Regions from separate parts of the Mus musculus genome. Here region 2 is linked to region 1. Evidence: chromatin loops called from intact Hi-C (ENCODE). Cell type or tissue: heart. All regions are shown on one strand. Links, peaks and the distances in the headings refer to the core of each region. The heading gives the core; the rest is flanking DNA. Region 1 overlaps Luzp1 (leucine zipper protein 1). Region 2 holds the start of Luzp1 (leucine zipper protein 1).

What was found. Hi-C counts contacts between places; a loop is a spot of excess contacts. Peaks named below come from ENCODE experiments on the same cell type or tissue, not always from the same donor. Only the 100,000 strongest peaks of a DNase experiment are listed, where the experiment ranks them.
Region 2: a loop joins it to region 1, with 3 times the contacts of the local background. A loop is called at or near these places in 8 of 42 quality-filtered maps.

What each region holds. Positions count from the first base shown.
Region 1 is chr4:136,521,808-136,530,140 of GRCm38, forward strand. The region is part of intron 2 of Luzp1 (leucine zipper protein 1); the gene reads left to right. Among named protein-coding and RNA genes, the nearest start is that of Luzp1, 56 kb to the left of the region's middle. In heart, for the core only: a CTCF peak has its summit at 4,798 (motif pointing right); no DNase peak of the experiment used is centred there.
Region 2 is chr4:136,466,573-136,474,905 of GRCm38, forward strand. Luzp1 (leucine zipper protein 1) reads left to right here and starts at 3,189. Exons shown (of 5, transcript NM_024452.2): 1 at 3,189-3,278. In heart, for the core only: CTCF peaks have their summits at 1,359 (motif pointing right), 3,228 and 3,938; DNase peaks (open chromatin) are centred at 2,619, 3,149 and 3,989; H3K4me3 peaks cover 2,920 bases; H3K27ac peaks cover 2,738 bases.

The DNA.
Region 1 (8,333 bases), core at 118-8,117:
ATCAAGTTTACACAGGCAACAAGAGGCAGAATTAAGTTTTTAAACTAGGTCCTTTTCATTGTATCACATCCACCTTTTGAGAATGTTACTTTCTGGGTTGAGATGGTGGCTCACTTACCTTTCAGAAGCACACCAGAATAAACATTAGAGAAACTTAGACTAACAGCTATTCCTTTGCTCTCTGGGTTTTGTGAGCCCGTCTTTATTGGCACAGGAAGGCTGTGGAGAATAACAATGAACTAGGACTGTGAGGACGAGAACTGAGGAGGGGGGACAGCTAAGGGGTTTCGTGGTCCTCGTCACTTCTGGTGTACTGTGGATAGAGAAAGGACTGGGGGAAAGCTTGGAAAATGTGCAGTGGTCATGGAAATGCCTGGATACAGAGAGAAATCTTGGTAACACTACTCAAGTCAATCCACGCATGAAAAGGACATTGTAAGGACAAGGAGGAACTTGTCATGAGGTAGTGGATAACATATAAACATGTTCTTTACCCTGTGGATCTCAGTCTGGTATAAGTCCGATGGTATTGAGTTTTCATATAATGTGGTTAACATTCGAGGCTGACAAATAGTGAATTCCTGTAGAGCCTTCAAAGATGGAATGAGTTTTCTGGTGGGGAAGTGTCTGTCCTTCTTGTCATTAGAAGTGCTTAGACGCCGGGCGTGGTGGTGCATGCCTTTAATCCCAGCACTTGGGAGGCAGAGGCAGAGGCAGAGGCAGAGGCAGAGGCAGAGGCAGAGGCAGAGGCAGACAGAGGCAGGTGGATTTCTGAGTTCGAGGCCAGCCTGGTCTACAAAGTGAGTTCCAGAACAGCCAGGGCTATACAGAGAAACCCTGTCTCAAAAAAAAAAAAAAAAAAAAAAGAAAGAAAGAAAGAAAGAAAGAAAGAAAGAAAGAAAGAAAGAAGTAAAGAAAGAAAGAAAGAAGTGCTTAGACAAGAATTGATGATGAGTTACTAAGACAACTTGTACATTGAATTCTTTCCACTTTGAAAAGTGCCTGTCCCAACAACTCTATAGTGTGAAGCAGACACGTAAGACATAGAAGTGAATAAACATAGCCATATTTCAACTAAATTATTTATAAAATCAGGCAAGCTGCTCAGTTGGTAGAATGTTTGTTTATCATGCCCAGGTTTAGTCCCCAGGACCAACCTAAGTCTGTATGGTTGGTTATATATCAAACTGCAAAGAAGTTTGCTGACCCCTGCTATAAATGACTGTTGGGAACAGGAAATGAATCATGGCAACTATGTTGGGAGAAGGGGCAGGGCAGGATTTTTTATGTTCTATTTCAGATCTTCCTGATCTGCAAGGGCAGGAAGAAGAGCTAGTTTCTAAAGGGCTAGCTAGGTTCACTTAGAAATAGGTTTAAGGGGCTTAGGATGTAGCTCAGTTGGTGAAATGCTTGTTTAGCATGCCCAGGTTCAGGTCCCCAGTACCACATAAGCCAGGTGCTATGATATATACCTATATAGTCTTAGCACTTGGGAAGTAGAGGCAGAGGGTCTAAAAAATTCTAGGCCATCCTTGGTTACATACTGAGTTCAAGGACAGCATGAAATAAACAAGGCCCTGTTCTTGGTTTTGTGTTTTGTTTTGTTTTGTTTTGTTTTGTTTTGTTTTGTTTTAAAGAGGCTTAAGAAGTTTGGCAAAAATGATCTGCCAAATGGAAATACAATTGATATCTTTCTAATATTAATCAGAACTGAGGTAGATATTGATGTGAGAGACATTGGCTGTAAAAGATGGAACTGATGGTTGGTACATGCCCATGACCCAGGCACATGGCAGGAGCATTATGAATTTGAGGCTAGTGTGGGCTACATGGTAAGTTCCAGGAGCACTTGGACTCTAGAGTGAAAGTGTGGAAATGAAACCCTTTATTTATTTACTTATGTATACAGAAGAGGGCATCAGATCCCACTACAGATGGTTGTGAGCCACCATGTGGTTGCTGAGAATTGATCTCAGGACCTCTGGAAGAGCAGCATGCTCTTAACTGCTGAGCCATCTCTCCAGCCCTCTCTGTGAGTTCTTGATCTTCTTGCCCCAGTTTCCCAAGTGCTTGGATCACAGTAGAGTGACATTATGCCCAGTAGGGATGGTTTTATTTTTTTAAAAAACCATTGTTTTACCTTTGGCTATGTCTGTCTTATTTTTTCAAAGACAAAGGAGAAGCTCTTAATTTTTTTATTCTTGCACTTCACAGAAGTCTGGGTACATCATAGATGTGCCATAAATATTTACTGAATAATGAATCATCTGCAGAGAGCAGGGAAACATTAGGAAGAAAGGAATCTTTTCTCTTTTGTAGACAGCCCAGGATACAGCACCTCCACTGCTTTCTCCAGATAGGAGATGTGTATTAAAGAAATTAAAGGTATGTAGTTTGAGGCCAGCCTGGTCAATAGTGAGTTCCAGGACAGCCAGGACTATTTAGAGAGACCCTGTAACAAAAAACAAAAACAGAAAAATAAATGTATAAAACTATTCTAAGGAGTAGAGGAAGATTCAGAAATACTTTTTGTTCTTACCAGCCCAGTGATAATATTTGGGCAGCCTATAAGGAGTGGTTTCAGCAGTTTGTCCCAGTTTCCATGGCGCAGACCTGCAGTCTTGAAGGGGCACAATATGATGGTTAAGCCACTGAGCAAGTGGGTACAGGGCTTGGGTGTGATCTTTTAGAACATGTGTCCAGGACCTGATAACCTGTTCCATCTGATCCACTCATTTCCTCCGTTGTAACCCATGAACAGTTAGTTCCTTGGTATTACTTAGTGTTGTCTGTTAAAGGCCAGTGTCTGGCCAGACACTGAATCATTAGGAAGTTCATTCAGCCACTCACAGTCACTAAGTTTAAAGCATTTATTGTGTGCTAGGCTCCTTGCTGAGTACTGAGAATTCAGAATACAAATAAGAAAGCAAGTAGGGAGGAATATACTGAGTAAATAAAACTCATACATATACAGTGTTGTGAGCATTTGTCTGACATGCTCAAGGCCCTGGGTTCAATCTCCAGTACTTCTACCACTACAACCAGCTAAAAATGAGACTTAACATGCAGGCTGAAGACAAGGCTAGAGAGAGGTGGGCAGGCAAGGCCAGAACATGCAGGGCTTCTTGGTTTAATTGGAGAATTTGGACTTTAACCTAAGAAGAATAAGAGCCTTGAAAAGATTTCAGATAGGAAATGTAATGCTCTCTTTTTAGTGTCAATTAAGTACTTGTTGGTTGTTAACTGAGTTTAGCTTTTTCATTCCTGTGCTATACTGGTTGAGTCTCCACACTCAATTTTGAACAGAAGATAGAAAATTAACACTAAAATCCAAATGGAGGGACTGGCAAGATGGCTAAGTGCACTTGTAGAGGACTAGAGTTCATTTCTTGGTACCCATGCTGGGCTGTGACACCATAGCTGCATGTAACTCCAGCTCCAGGAGGTCCAGTTCCCTCCTCTGGCCTTCTAGGTACCCTCACAGACACGCACACTCACAAAGAGATATACACATAACTAAAAACATCTAAAAAGAAAAATTTAATCCACATGAAAACAGTAGTCAGGTTCCTGAACTTTTTATAATTCAGAATAGTGGTAATTTATAGATGGAGAAGTGCTAAAGTTTCATATCTATATTAGTTCTTTTCCTGTTTCCAGAATAAAATATTCTGATTCTTAAAAAAAGTTGAGAAAGGATTATTCTGGCTTACACTTAGAATGTTCCCTTATGGTGAAGAAGTCAAGGCTGGTCACACTGAATCTACAGAGCTAATCCCGGGGAATTGTTCCATTCACCTCTAGTGTGGGTCTTCCCCTTTCAGTTAATATAATCATATAATCAAGACAGTTCTCACAGGTCTGCCTGGAGATTTGTTGGATACCAAATTGTTATCAAGTTGACGAATAAATATTAACTATTATAATTTCCTCTTAAGATATTTGTTCATGAAAAGTTCAGTGTAAAGTGGTAAAAGGGAATGTTTGGAGAATGTCAGTTGAGGGTAGGCCGAGGCCCTTCTGTTCTGTTTTGGTTTTGTATGGGGTCCTCACTATGTTTCCTAGGCTGGTCTTAAGCTCCTTAGTTTAAAGAATCCCCTTGCTTTAGACTTCTGAGTAGCTGGAACTACAGAAATACTATCATGCCTAGGTGTGTGGGTTTTAAATTTTTTTTTTCACTATTGAACCTGGTATGGTGGTACACACTTGTAATCCAATACTTGGGAGGCAGAGGTGGGTGGATCTCTGTTAGTTTGAGACCAGCTTGATCTACAGAGAGAGTTCCAGGACAGCCAGGACCACACAGAGAGACCCTGTCTCGAAAAATGAAAGCAAACAAATTATTATTGTGATGTTGTATATCATGGAGTTCACCTCTACATTGTACAATTTAATGGTTTTAAGCATATCGACAATGATGCATTGCTTTTAAAGCTTCTCGTAGAAACATGGTGTTATTTGTCTTCTGGTAACTGTTAAGTTAGTATAAATCCTTTAATAATTCTTTATCCTTTCTATTACTGAACATATGAAATTTGTGGAGTCCCTAATCCCCCAACTAGTGTAAAAATAGTTAAGGCTTTTGCTGTGCCAGTGGACAAATAGCCAAAGGAAAGCGACTTGTTCCCTTCAGTTTTGGAGAATGTGGAAGCATGTAGGCTATGGAGAGATGGGAAAGAGTCTAGAAGAACTTAGAGGAGAGAAGAGAGCTGTACCATAGACGGGGCAGAGTGATGGATGATCCATGTTTGATGGTAGCAATTTCTCCCAAGCATTGCTGTTCTATAAGAGCTGTGCACGGGCTCCATCTGATGGCTCAGACCATGTAGTGCAGCCACCAGATGGAGCCCGTGCACAGCTCCAGAAGGCATTTGGTATTTCAAGCCTCAGTTGCAGTTGAATTGTTGGGAGTCAGTTTTACTATAAGATGCTGGCTGTTCTCTTATAGGTTAGACTGTGTTTTTTAATTTTTTATTAGATATTTTCTTCATTTACATTTCAAATGCTATCCCAAAAGTCCCCTATACCCTCTCCCCGCCCTGCTCCCCTACCCACCCACTCCCACTTCTTGGCCCTGGTGTTCCCCTGTACTGGGGCATATAAAGTTTGCAAGACCAAGGGGCCTCTCTTCCCATAGCTACATATGCAGCTAGAGACACGAGCTCTGGGGGGTACTGATTAGTTCATATTGTTGTTCCACCTATAGGGTTGCAGACCCCCTTAGCTCCTTTGGGTACTTTCTCTAGCTCCTCCATTGGGGGCCCTGTGTTCCATCCTATAGATCACTGTGAGCATCCACTTCTGTATTAGCCAGGCACTGGCATAGCCTCACAAGAGACAGCTGTTTACCAGGGTCTTTTCAGCACAATCTTGCTGGCATATGCGATAGTGTCTGTGTTTGGTGGCTGATTATGGGATGGACTGCCCCTAATTTCAAATCCTGATTCTGTTGCTGTTTCCAGCACTATTCTGTTAAATAGTGCTGAACCCCTGCGACCCTGCACATGTGGTACTGGAGATGAAACACCAGTCTTCACATATGCTGGACAAAATGCCTTACAACTGAGACATCTCCTCAGCCCTACTGGTGTCGTGCTGGCAATACTTGTGGCATAATTGTCTTGATAGATCCACCTGTGTTAGTCTTACTTTTTGGAAGCTTCCATTACACTATGTGCTATGCACTCTTGTGATTTTCCACTTGCCTCACAGATGCTTTGTCCCCTTTGCTATATTTTCATCCCTGTGAGCATTGGGGTTTAGACAGTTGGTGTCTTATTTTCTCTATATTTTTCTAAGCCATCTGTTTTTGTTGACTCACAGATTTATATTGTAAGAATACCTCTCTTCTGAGCTCTGACCCTGCTTGTGTGTTTATGGGCTCTATTGTCTTTGATTGACCATTAACCCCTCACAGATAATGTTTTAAACTTATCTTCCTTTTCTTACTGTTCCATCTATACTTAATTTCATTGGACTTAGGACAGCACTGTCCTACAAATTCAGGCCAGCAACCTTGGTCTGAAGCATCCTTAATTTCTTGCCTGTCTTATACATCATGTGCAGTCTAGGAACAAAAGCATGGGGTTCTCCCTTCACCTGGCCAGAGTTCTGACCACTTCTTAGTGTCTCTGTTATCAGCCACACTGGCTTTTGCTTGGAGTATCACAGTGCTTCCTGTTTGGTCTTCCTAGTCAGATTCTTTAGTAGTCTTTTGAAAAAACCAGGGCATTTATATTGATTTTCATCATGAGCTAGTCCTAATAATTACTATCACCCAACTTATTTATATACTAACTTTAACTTTTTAAAAAAGTTTTTTGAGACAGGGTCTACAAAATTATTTAATATAAATATTTCAAGGCTCCACCTCAATATCTAGGCAGTCTATCTTATCTATTCTAACCCCTCAACTAGTTTGGCTACCTACTAGTCAAAATCCCAATAATACTTGCAACTTGGGACTTCCATATTTCTGCTAAACTCTCAAGAATTCTTTCCACCTTACTCAACCTGACTGATCTCTTCCTCCTTCCCCTGGCTGGCAGAAGTCCTGCCCTATTCTCTGTTTTGCCCAGCCATTGGGTAATCAGCATTTATTGACAAAGCAGAGAATAAATGGTAAGAATTGTTTACACAGACTTGAGAGAGGAGATTCTTGACACAAGTATTACAATGCCATGTCTGGATTGAAATAAAATACGAGGGCGGAGAAGTCAGCGTTTGAATAATACAAGGATAACCTTTACACAGTGCATTATGTCTACATTCCACCTTTTTTGTCTAATAAAAAACAAATATTAGACAGAAGACTCATAATAATCTATATACAGTGATAACAATTATTATGACTAATCAGGTAAGATTCATGTTATATCTAGTCCATAACTATTTGCCAATTTTGTAGTTATATTCTATTGTCCATCCTAACTTGGTGAATTTAGAGTTTTGTACCTAAATCATTTTCTATCATAACTTGTCTTATTGACCTAAAGCATCTTCTAAGACATAAAACATTTTCTTAAATCCTATATAATTTAAGATTTATTCTGAAACTTTATCTAGTCTTTTCCCCTATCACAGACCTGAGAAGGAATAAATATTACTTGAGTATGTAGGAAGTACAGGCCAGCAGCTTCTGAAACTATAGAAATGACAGAGGAGCAGGTTGTCTGGGAAGTCCCCCAGAAATTCTCTAGGATTCTATCTTCAGCCTTCATGCCCAGAATATCTGACAGACCTTTTGTGAAGCAAGAAGTATGAAGGACTGCTTACCCTAACTTGGCAGAGCTTGGCAGTCAACTTCCCTGCATCCTGTTTGTTCTTTCTGGATAGCATTTTGTCTGCAGATGTAGCATGGGCAGCTTTCTGCCCAGTGGCAGCTTGTCACATTTGAGATGAACTCCATATGGAGGTTCTTTGATGCTCTTTTATCTTCTTTGAAGTGGATTAGAGATAACTTCCAGGAGCAGATCTTTCTCATTGTTAGAAAAGATCTCTTAATAATGAAATCATTCTAAATGTCATATTCTGTGGATCTCTGAGGTTTTTGAAGACCATCTATCTATTGAATATCTGAATTGTCACCCACTGTTTATTCTATTTACTATTTGAATAACTGTGAAAACATCTTACTGTAATTAACTCAACTAGTATCTATTATGACCACAAGTTTGATTGCCTGACTTTTAATTCATATTACTTAATTATCCTTAACAGTTTGTAATAGCAGGCTTAAAAGGAATAGAACTTTCATTGTATCTTTAAGAATTATATTGGTACAATATCCCAAATGTTGAAAACATATACATTATGTGCATTAAAAACTTTAAATTTGTATAAATATACAAAACGTTATGCCAGTGTAACAAAATATAACCTTAACTTTTATATCAATATACAAAGATCTATACCAATGTAAGATTATGGCTTAAAAAAAAAGTTGTTTTTTTTTTTAAAGTAAATTCAGTGATCTCTATCCCTTTTTCCTATTATTCTTATAATATTTCTATATTCCCCCTTTCTCTTTTCTCCCTCTCTCCTCCTCTGTCCCCTCCTCCCTAACCCCTAGCTAGGAGAGAAAGAATAATAGAGGAAAGAAAAAGAAAAAAAAAAAGAAAAAAAAATCCCTGAATCTAAATACCGTATTTTGTTTCTTCCCTGTCTAAGACCATAACTACTGTAACCATCCCTCTTTTTTTTTTTTTAAGATTTATTTATTTTATGTATATGAGTAACTGTAGCTATCTTCAGACACACCAGAAGAGGGCATCAGATCCCATTACAGCTGGTTGGAAGACACCATGTGGTTGCTGGGAATTGAACTCAGGACC
Region 2 (8,333 bases), core at 120-8,119, 55 kb before region 1:
GCCCTGGGGCCTGCACAATCCACCTGGGGGCTGGAGACTGGGGAACTGGTTTCTGCTCTAATGGCCTCATTTAGTAAACCTCTTCCTTATGTCAAACCCTAGAGGTCTTCCCCTATGAAATGACTGGGTGAATTTTTTCTCTTTCCATTCCTTTTTCTTTTCTCTCTCTTTCTTCCTTTCTTTTCTTTCCTTTCTCTTCTCTTCTCTTCTCTTCTCTTCTCTTCTCTTCTCTTCTCTTCTCCTCTCCTCTCCTCTCCTCCCCTCCCCTCCCCTCCCCTCCCCTCCTCTCCTCTCCTCTCCTCTCCTCTCCTCTCCTCTCCTCTCCTCTCCTCTCCTCTCCTCTCCTCTTTCCTTCCTTCCTTCCTTCCTTCCTTCCTTCCTTCCTTCCTTCCTTCCTTTTTTGAGACAGGATCTTAAGAATGTCATGTGTTCCAGTGTGGTCTTGAACTCCTGTGGTTACAGGCCTGTACAACTCAACCTGGTGACTGGGAGTGTTCACAAGAATATTATATGACGTTAGAAGCTAGGAATATCATTGATAGTGGTGATTTTGAAAATAAAAATGATAATCACACTGTGCCTGGTGGTTTCTCTATAGTATCACAGATTTTACTTAGTTTTGGAAACAGCATCTCACCCAGGCTTTACACAAACTCATAGTCCTTCCGAAGTGTTGAAATTACAGACATGCATCACTGTGTTTGGATTATCACATTTAATTAATCAACTAATTAACTAATTAACTAATCCTTTGGTGCTGGGAATTGAACCTAGGACTTAGTGCTTGCTAGGCAAATGCTCTACCATTGAGCCAGTTTGCCAAATCTAAACAAATACCACACGGATCACCTATCACAAACGGAGGGACAGAGGCTCAGTGAACTCCTGTGAGCTGGGAAATAGGTTTGTCACATCACAACTCGAGTTTCACAAAAATGTGTGAGTTTCATGCCCAGAATCACTAAGGAACAAATGAACAGTTTGCTTATTTAATTAGAGACAGAGAATTATGTAGCCCAGAACGGCCTCAGGCCCACTAAGTTGCTGGGGATGAGAATGGCCTCAGGCCCACCACGGTGCTGAGGATGGCCTTAACTTTGTTTTAAAAAACCTTTATTTTAAATCCCTGTACTCAGGAGGCAGAGGCAGACCTCTGAGTTTGAGGCCAGCCTCCCTTACAGATCTAGTTCCAGGACAACCAGAGCTACACAGTGAAACCCTGCCTTGAAAACATCGACAACACCACCAACCAACTTTATTTTTATTTATTAATTTTTTCATGTGGATGAGTGTTTTTTTTTAAACGATTTATTTATCATTATATCTAAGTACACTGTTGCTGTCTTCAGAAGCACCAGAAGAGGGCATCAGATCTCATTACGGATGGTTGTGAGCCACCATGTGGTTGCTGGGAATTGAACTCAGGACCTTCAGAAGAGCAGTCAGTGCTCTTAATCGCTGAGCCATCACTCCAGCTCCCATGGATGAATGTTTTGCTTATGTGTATGTATGTGTATCATGTATGTACCTGGTGCCTGCAGAGACCAGAAAAGAGTATTCGATCCTTTGGAGTTGGGGCTGCAGAGTGTTGTGAGCTTCCATGTGGGTGTTGGGACAGAACCTGGCTCCTCTGCAAAATGCTCTAACAAATAGGCTATCTCCCCAGTTCTGAACTCTTTCTTTCTTTCTTTGAGACAGGATTTCACTATGTAGCTCTGGTTGTCCTAGAACTTACTATGTAGACCAGGTTGGCCTAGAACTCACAGAACTCTGCCCGCCCTCTGCCTCCCAAGTGTTGGGATTAAAAGCATTTGCTACTATGCCGGTCTCTGCAGTTGAATTCCTGAGTTTTCTGGCTTTACCTCCTGAGTGCTGGAATTAGAGGTATATGCTACCACATCCAACTATGCAGTGTTTGTGATTGAAGCCAGGGCATTGTGCATACTAGACAAATGCTCTACCAACAGAACTGTATCCCCAGCCCCAAAGGGTACTCCAGGTTGGCCCTAAATGTGTGATTCTCCTGTTTCACCCTCTTCAGCATTTGCCTACCAGCGCTCATGGCCATGGATGGCATTATTTTTTAAGACATGTTTTCTTATTTGTAGCCCTGCTTGTCTCAAACTAGCAATGCACCTGCCTGCTGAGTGCTGGGATTAAAGATAGGAATGTGCCACTGCCACACCCAGCTGGAGGTCAACAGGATACAAGTTATAATGTATCCACGGCCCTGTGAGAGCTGGAGTCAATGCCACCAGGTACAGAGAGCAAAGAGGGTTGGTCTTTTTGCCTTGGGAGAAATAGGAGGACGCACACAGGAGATGAGGTGACAAGCAGAAGGGCGGATGTGGGAAAGCGGTGGGTGTGCTAAGGGAAGTTTGGGTAAACTTCAGAGCGTGTGTATGAAGGTAGGAAGTGAGAATACCAGGCCATGGATTTGGCCTTTGTTCCATAGGCAATAAAGAGCTTACACAAGAGGCGTCTCCAGAGACCAGCCATACTCCTGCAGTCAGAGAGGAAGCAGCTCTTAGCCATCTGTGTCCCGGCTTGTGCAGGCTGCTGGGTGCCAGCGCGTGGGAGGGCGCCCACAGAACGTCTCTGAATGTGGCCTGTGCGCTGCAGGATTTAGGTCCTGAGCTACCTTCAAAGTCCACTTCCCCCCAGGGGTTCTCTTGGCCCTAGTACTTTGTACATAGAAGGCATTGGGGGGACTTTTTGAGACCATGTGGCCCACTGCCGATTCCCATTTTAAAGAAGGAAAAGTAAGGGATATAGATGGGAAAGGACTTTCCTGGCAGCACCTGAGGAATGAATGTGGAGCCAGTGGGACTAGAAGTCATGACCTCTGAGCCACGCCCAGTCCCTTCTCCACACTCACTGAGTAAGAGGTGTTTGGTTGAGCGATGACTTCATTTCAGGCCCTAATCCCTTTGCATGGACGATTTTACTGCACCCTCCCAACGTCTCTGAAAGCGTTTCTTTTGAGCGCGGTCTTGCCTTCCAAGTCAGGTTTCCTCCGGAGCCTAGCCCAGGTCCGGGGCACCTAGCTAGGAAGGCAATGAAAACTTGGCTGGGTTCAAACCTTGGGCTTGGAAGTGGGAGGGCTTAAAAAAAGGACCAAAGGAGGCGTGGCCTGGCATACGCCCCGCCCCGGAGCGCTGACGCCACACAAGGCCCCGCCCCTCATTGTCAGTCTGGGGGAGCCTGAGCAGGCGCCGGCCGCTGGGAGCGGAGCGCCGGATCCTCCGGCGGCGGGAGCGCGGGCCGCAGCCGCTGAGGTGAGGCGGCGGCGGGAGTGTGGCGAGGCGGGCGGCCTGGGAGTCCGGCTTGTGTGCCGGGGGTGAGGGGGTCTCGGCCGGGGTGTCCCGGGGACGGCGGGGAGTGCGCGCGGGTTCTGGAAGCGGAGCCGGGAAGGGGAGGTCTCCGGTGGGCCAGCCGGAGAGAGTGTGGCTGGAGTTGGAGGGAGAGACTCAGAGATTTTTTTTTCTTCCTGAGGAGGGGGAGGGACGTTTCTGAGGAGACTGGGGAGACGCCGAGTGAGGGCGAGCGCGGCTGTGGCGGCCAGGGAGGGAGGCGTCGGGGTCCTCGCCGGGCTCCGCGGGGCGGCGAGCCGGGAGGAAGGAAGTGAGCGGACAGGAAGGGCCGCGGCCGGTGTGCGGGACGCGACGCGCGGGGGGCCGGGGAGAGGCCCGCGGCGGCCCCGGGGCGTCCGCAGCTGTCGGCCCCGGGGCTGCGGCCCGCCCGCCCGCCCGCGCGGCTCCCGCCGGCGCGCTGCTCCCGTCTCGCGGGCCAGACCGCCGCGGCCCGGGAAGGAATTCGAGGCATTCGCTTTGTTTAAGTTGCCAGTCGACAGTCCCGAGGACTAATTAATGGTGGAATCTGCAGGGGCACTCGGGTAGCCGCCGGCCCCCTCCCGCCGCCGCGGTGAACTTTCCGCAGCGCGCACCCCGCCCCGCGGCCCGGCAGGGAAGGGAGCCATGGCTTCCCGAAGCGCAGGAATGAAGTGCGGTTTCGGGAGCCGCTTTTGGCCTGCGGCTGGCCAGGCGACTAGCGAGGTGGAAGCCGGCGTCCCGGGCACGGGCACTGGCACGGCGGGGCTGGTGGGTTCCGCAGCCCGGTGGGGACCTCTCCGAGGTGCCTGCGGTTTCTGCTAATTACCTCGCAGGAGCCTCAGCCGGCCGAGAAAGACCCATCTTGCTATGGAGCATCTGTTTCTTCATCGCGTCAGCCCCTTTCCTAACACTGCAGAGCTTGTTGTGGCTTGTTTCGGAAATGCCGAGGCGGGTGCTCACACTTCGGGGTGGGAGAGGGGAAGAGAGCAGGCAGCCCCCCCCCCCATCCCCCTTCACACACCTCCAAAAAAAAAAAAAAAATCTCCGCAGTGTTCTTTAACCGAGCAGCTTGCAGATTCTCTGTCGCACCTTCGATGACTTGAATGACCTTGGGGGAAAGGATTGTGCTTCTGAGCGCCTCGTGGTGGCTTTTCTGTCCATTCAGGAGAAAATAACTCTCTGGACCTCAGTGCCTTTTGGAAGATATTTTTGAGATTTGGGGTTTGTTCAGGGTATTTCTTTTTGTCCTTTTTATTTTATTTTTTTTTCCAACTGCTGTCTGTGGTTCTGGCTTAAGGATCTGGACTAGTGACAGAGCCGGGAAGAATTCAGATCACCTAGGAAGATTTAGCAACCCCAGATGAGGGGAGGCTATTTCCTCTGGGAAAATCTGTACAGTATGTTCCAGATTGCCTTCTGTCACTTTGTGTGCAGCTTTGGTGGCATTTGTGTGGTTAAATTCTATAACCCCCTTAGAAAATTCTTCTCTTGTTAGAAATAATTGTTTTGCACAGAATTTCCCCTTGGGGCAGATTAAGGTTTTGCTCAATTTACTCGGAAGAATTTTCCAGGTTTCTAAAATTAAATCACTTTTCTAAACATAGCAGCTAAAGTTTGAAAAACTAGAAATAGTGGGATGGGTAAGGGATGGATTGGACTATGAAGGCAGGAAGTATAGGTTCACAGCTGACCATCCACTAATAACATGGAGTTTAAAAAAGATTTGTCTTCCTGTGTATGGGAATGCTCACATGAGTTCAGGTGTTTCTGAGGCCAGATCCCTCTCAAGTTTTTGTTATAGGCAGCTATGGTTGGGAGATGCCTGACATGTGTGCTGGAAACTGAACTTTGGTCTTCTGGAGAGCAAGAAGGGTTCTTAAACATTTTGCCCTCTCTCTAGTTCCCATAACATGGATTGTTTGTTAATTAGCCTTCCTCCATATTTTTTTTTAAAGCCTGAAGACCAAGAAAGGAAACTCATACTGTTGAGTTGTCATTCAATAATACTGAGTATTGAGTATATTACGTAGTCATTGCAAGCCTGTGAAGTGCTAGTTGAGCAAATTGAAGGTCAGAATGTAAAAGTGACTATCCCAAGCTCATGCATATAATCAGTAAGTAGTGGTACTGGAATTCAAAAGTCAAGTCAGCTTGGAAAGCCCACAGTTCTCTCCACCATGCTGCCTTGGGAACTGAGGAACTTAGTTTCTGCATTTTTAAGTCAGCCCACTGGGTCACTGAGGTCCTTAGAGTAAGTCACTCAAGTATTTTACAATAAGTAGCCTTCTTCCAGAGTGTTGTCAGTATGCTTTGGTGGCATGTTTTTTGGTACAAAGACTATATAAAAATATATACTTTATATAGTAGATGCTTAATGTTTTGCTTATGTTGGATTAAAACAATGAATGTATTACGTTGCTCATAATTTCATCTATATAATGGAACTTGGTAGAAAGTTGTAATGATCCTACAGTAGAGGCCACCATTAAGGTGACATTCAGGATCCAGAAATTAAAACATTTTCATGTAACAGTTTTGGGACAGTAATAACTCAGTAAAGCACACTGCTTGTGTGACTCAGATAATCCAACCTGCAGGATTTGCTACAAATTTTGATGCACATAATCGACAAAATTTATTTGCTGAGTGAATGAATGTATGTTATTGATATATAATTTATATAAGATATAATTAGCCAGTGTTAGGTGTATAGTTTGAGCTTTGCTAAAGTTATAGAGTTGTACAGTTGTGAAGTGATTACCTTTATTCTTTTAAATTTTAAGGAATTGGTAACAGATTGATCCCAAGGAAGGTTAGGTTTCTGCGCTTAGATTTTATACTGTGAAATCAGAATAAACACTAGGGTGTCTGTATGCCAGGTTGGTAGGAAATAGGGAAACCTTAAATATTTAATGCTGAGCATAAGAGATGAAGTAATGATTATATTTGGAAAGAAGTAGATTTTGGTTACTTCAAGGTCAAAGGATATATTTTTGCTAAAAGTAACCCTAGTTAAAGCTTCATTTTATTTTATTTGTTTTGTTTTTTGAAGACAGGGTTTCTCTGTGTAGCACTGGCTATCCTGGAATTCTGTAGACCAAGCTAGCCTCAAACTCCCAGAGATCTGTCTGCCTCCCAAGTGCTGTGCCACCACCATCTGGCTGTAGTTCCTTCTTGTTGTTGTTTTTTAATGATTTACTTTTATGTGCACTGGTGTTTGGCCTGCATGTATGTCTGTGTGAGGGTTTGGTTCTTCTGGAACTGGAATTACAGACAGTTGTGAGCTGCCATATGGGTGTTGGAAATTGAACCAGAGTCCTCTGGAAGAGCAGCCAGTGCTCTTAACAGCTCTTCTCCAGCCTCTTGAAATGTTAACACGTTCACATAATAATGCTTAAGGGTAGAGAGGCTGTGAGATGTTTGAATGTCTTGCCTTCCCACTTGTAACAGATTGATCTCTGACTTACTTTAGCCAATATTTTTCAAAGGAGAGGATATATTAGGCAGAACTTGTGGCTTGCTAGGAAGACTTTTCTTTCCTTATATTTTTCTTGAGTCACTAAACTTGACTCAAGTTGCTGTGTTGCTCAAGTCTGTCTTAGGAAATGCTAAAACCTTACCTGCAGAGCTTTTAGATGCCAGAGTCTAGAAGTAGCCACAATTCTATTTTTCTCTGTTCTCTCTCGTTTTTATTTATATTGTTTAGCCCTCCATTTCCATCTGTGAGTTTGTCTGAGGATGAAAACTCTTGTTAGCATCAACTATTGTCCTTTCTTCCTTAGACTATTAGAAAATAATAATTAAATTAAAATACCCTCCAGACTACTCAACATTTTGGGTGACTGTAGGGAGAAAATTATAGTAGCTTACTTCATAGTTATGAAGTAGTTATCCTCATTTTATACATCAAGGAGCTGAGCTCAGATCAGTTACTTCTAGACCCTGTGAGGGGCAGACATTCTACTCTAGTGTAGTGGTGGGGGTAGCTCAAAGAACACACTTTAAGATTTTTTTTGGGGGGGCGGGGTTTCGAGATAGGGTTTCTCTGTGTAGTCCTGGCTGTCCTGGAACTCACTCTGTAGAACTAGGCTGGCCTCGAACTCAGTAATTTGCCTGCCTCTGCCTCTCAAGTGCCGGGATTAAAGACATGTGCCACAACGCCTGGCACACTTTTAAGATTTTAAGATGTTAAAATTGGAGGTGCAGTATAGTAGGCCTGATGCTGCTGTGCTAACGAATTTGTAGCTCATCTTTTATTGCACAATTCCTTCTCATACTCAGCATTTATTATTTTTAAGTATAGTACTTTGTATTCATTTACTGTTTGAGCCACTCCTTCCCTTTACACATGATCCAAAGTTCCCATCTCTGTAGTTTGTTATCCAGGAACTTCATACTTGGCCTGGGCCCTCGCTTTGTTTTATCTGGACAGTCTTATTTAATTATTTAATTTTAGTTTTGAGACAGGGTCTCATATAGCCCAGGGTGATCTCAGACTCACTGTATAGCTAAGGACGTAGTGGGGGGTGGGGGAGAAAGTATGTTTATATGTGTGTTGTAGGGGATTACATATTCTGAGTAAGTGTTTTGCCAAGTTTTTCTTTCTTCTCTTTCTCACATATGATGGGTAAGTGCTCTTTTACAGAACTGTATCCCCAGCCTGTTCTTACCTTGTGTTTTGAGATAGTTGTTAACTAAGTTGCCTGGGTTTAAACTTACTCTGTCAACCCGGGTGACCTTGAACTTCTCTTTTGTAAAGATTTATCTTTGTGTTTGAGAGGGAAAATTCTGTATGTGGGCTCCTTTGTGTAGGCAGGGTGGGAAGAAACAGGAGGAGACTTGGAAAAGGAGGGAGAAAAAGAAAGGGAGGAAGAGCTGAGCAGTACGAGGATTGTGGCATTTGTGAAACCTCTAGATTTTTAAGTTGGTGCTGGGATCTGAACTCTGGTCCTCAGATTTGTATAGAAACAGTTCTTTTTAAAAATCCCTTTAAATTATTAT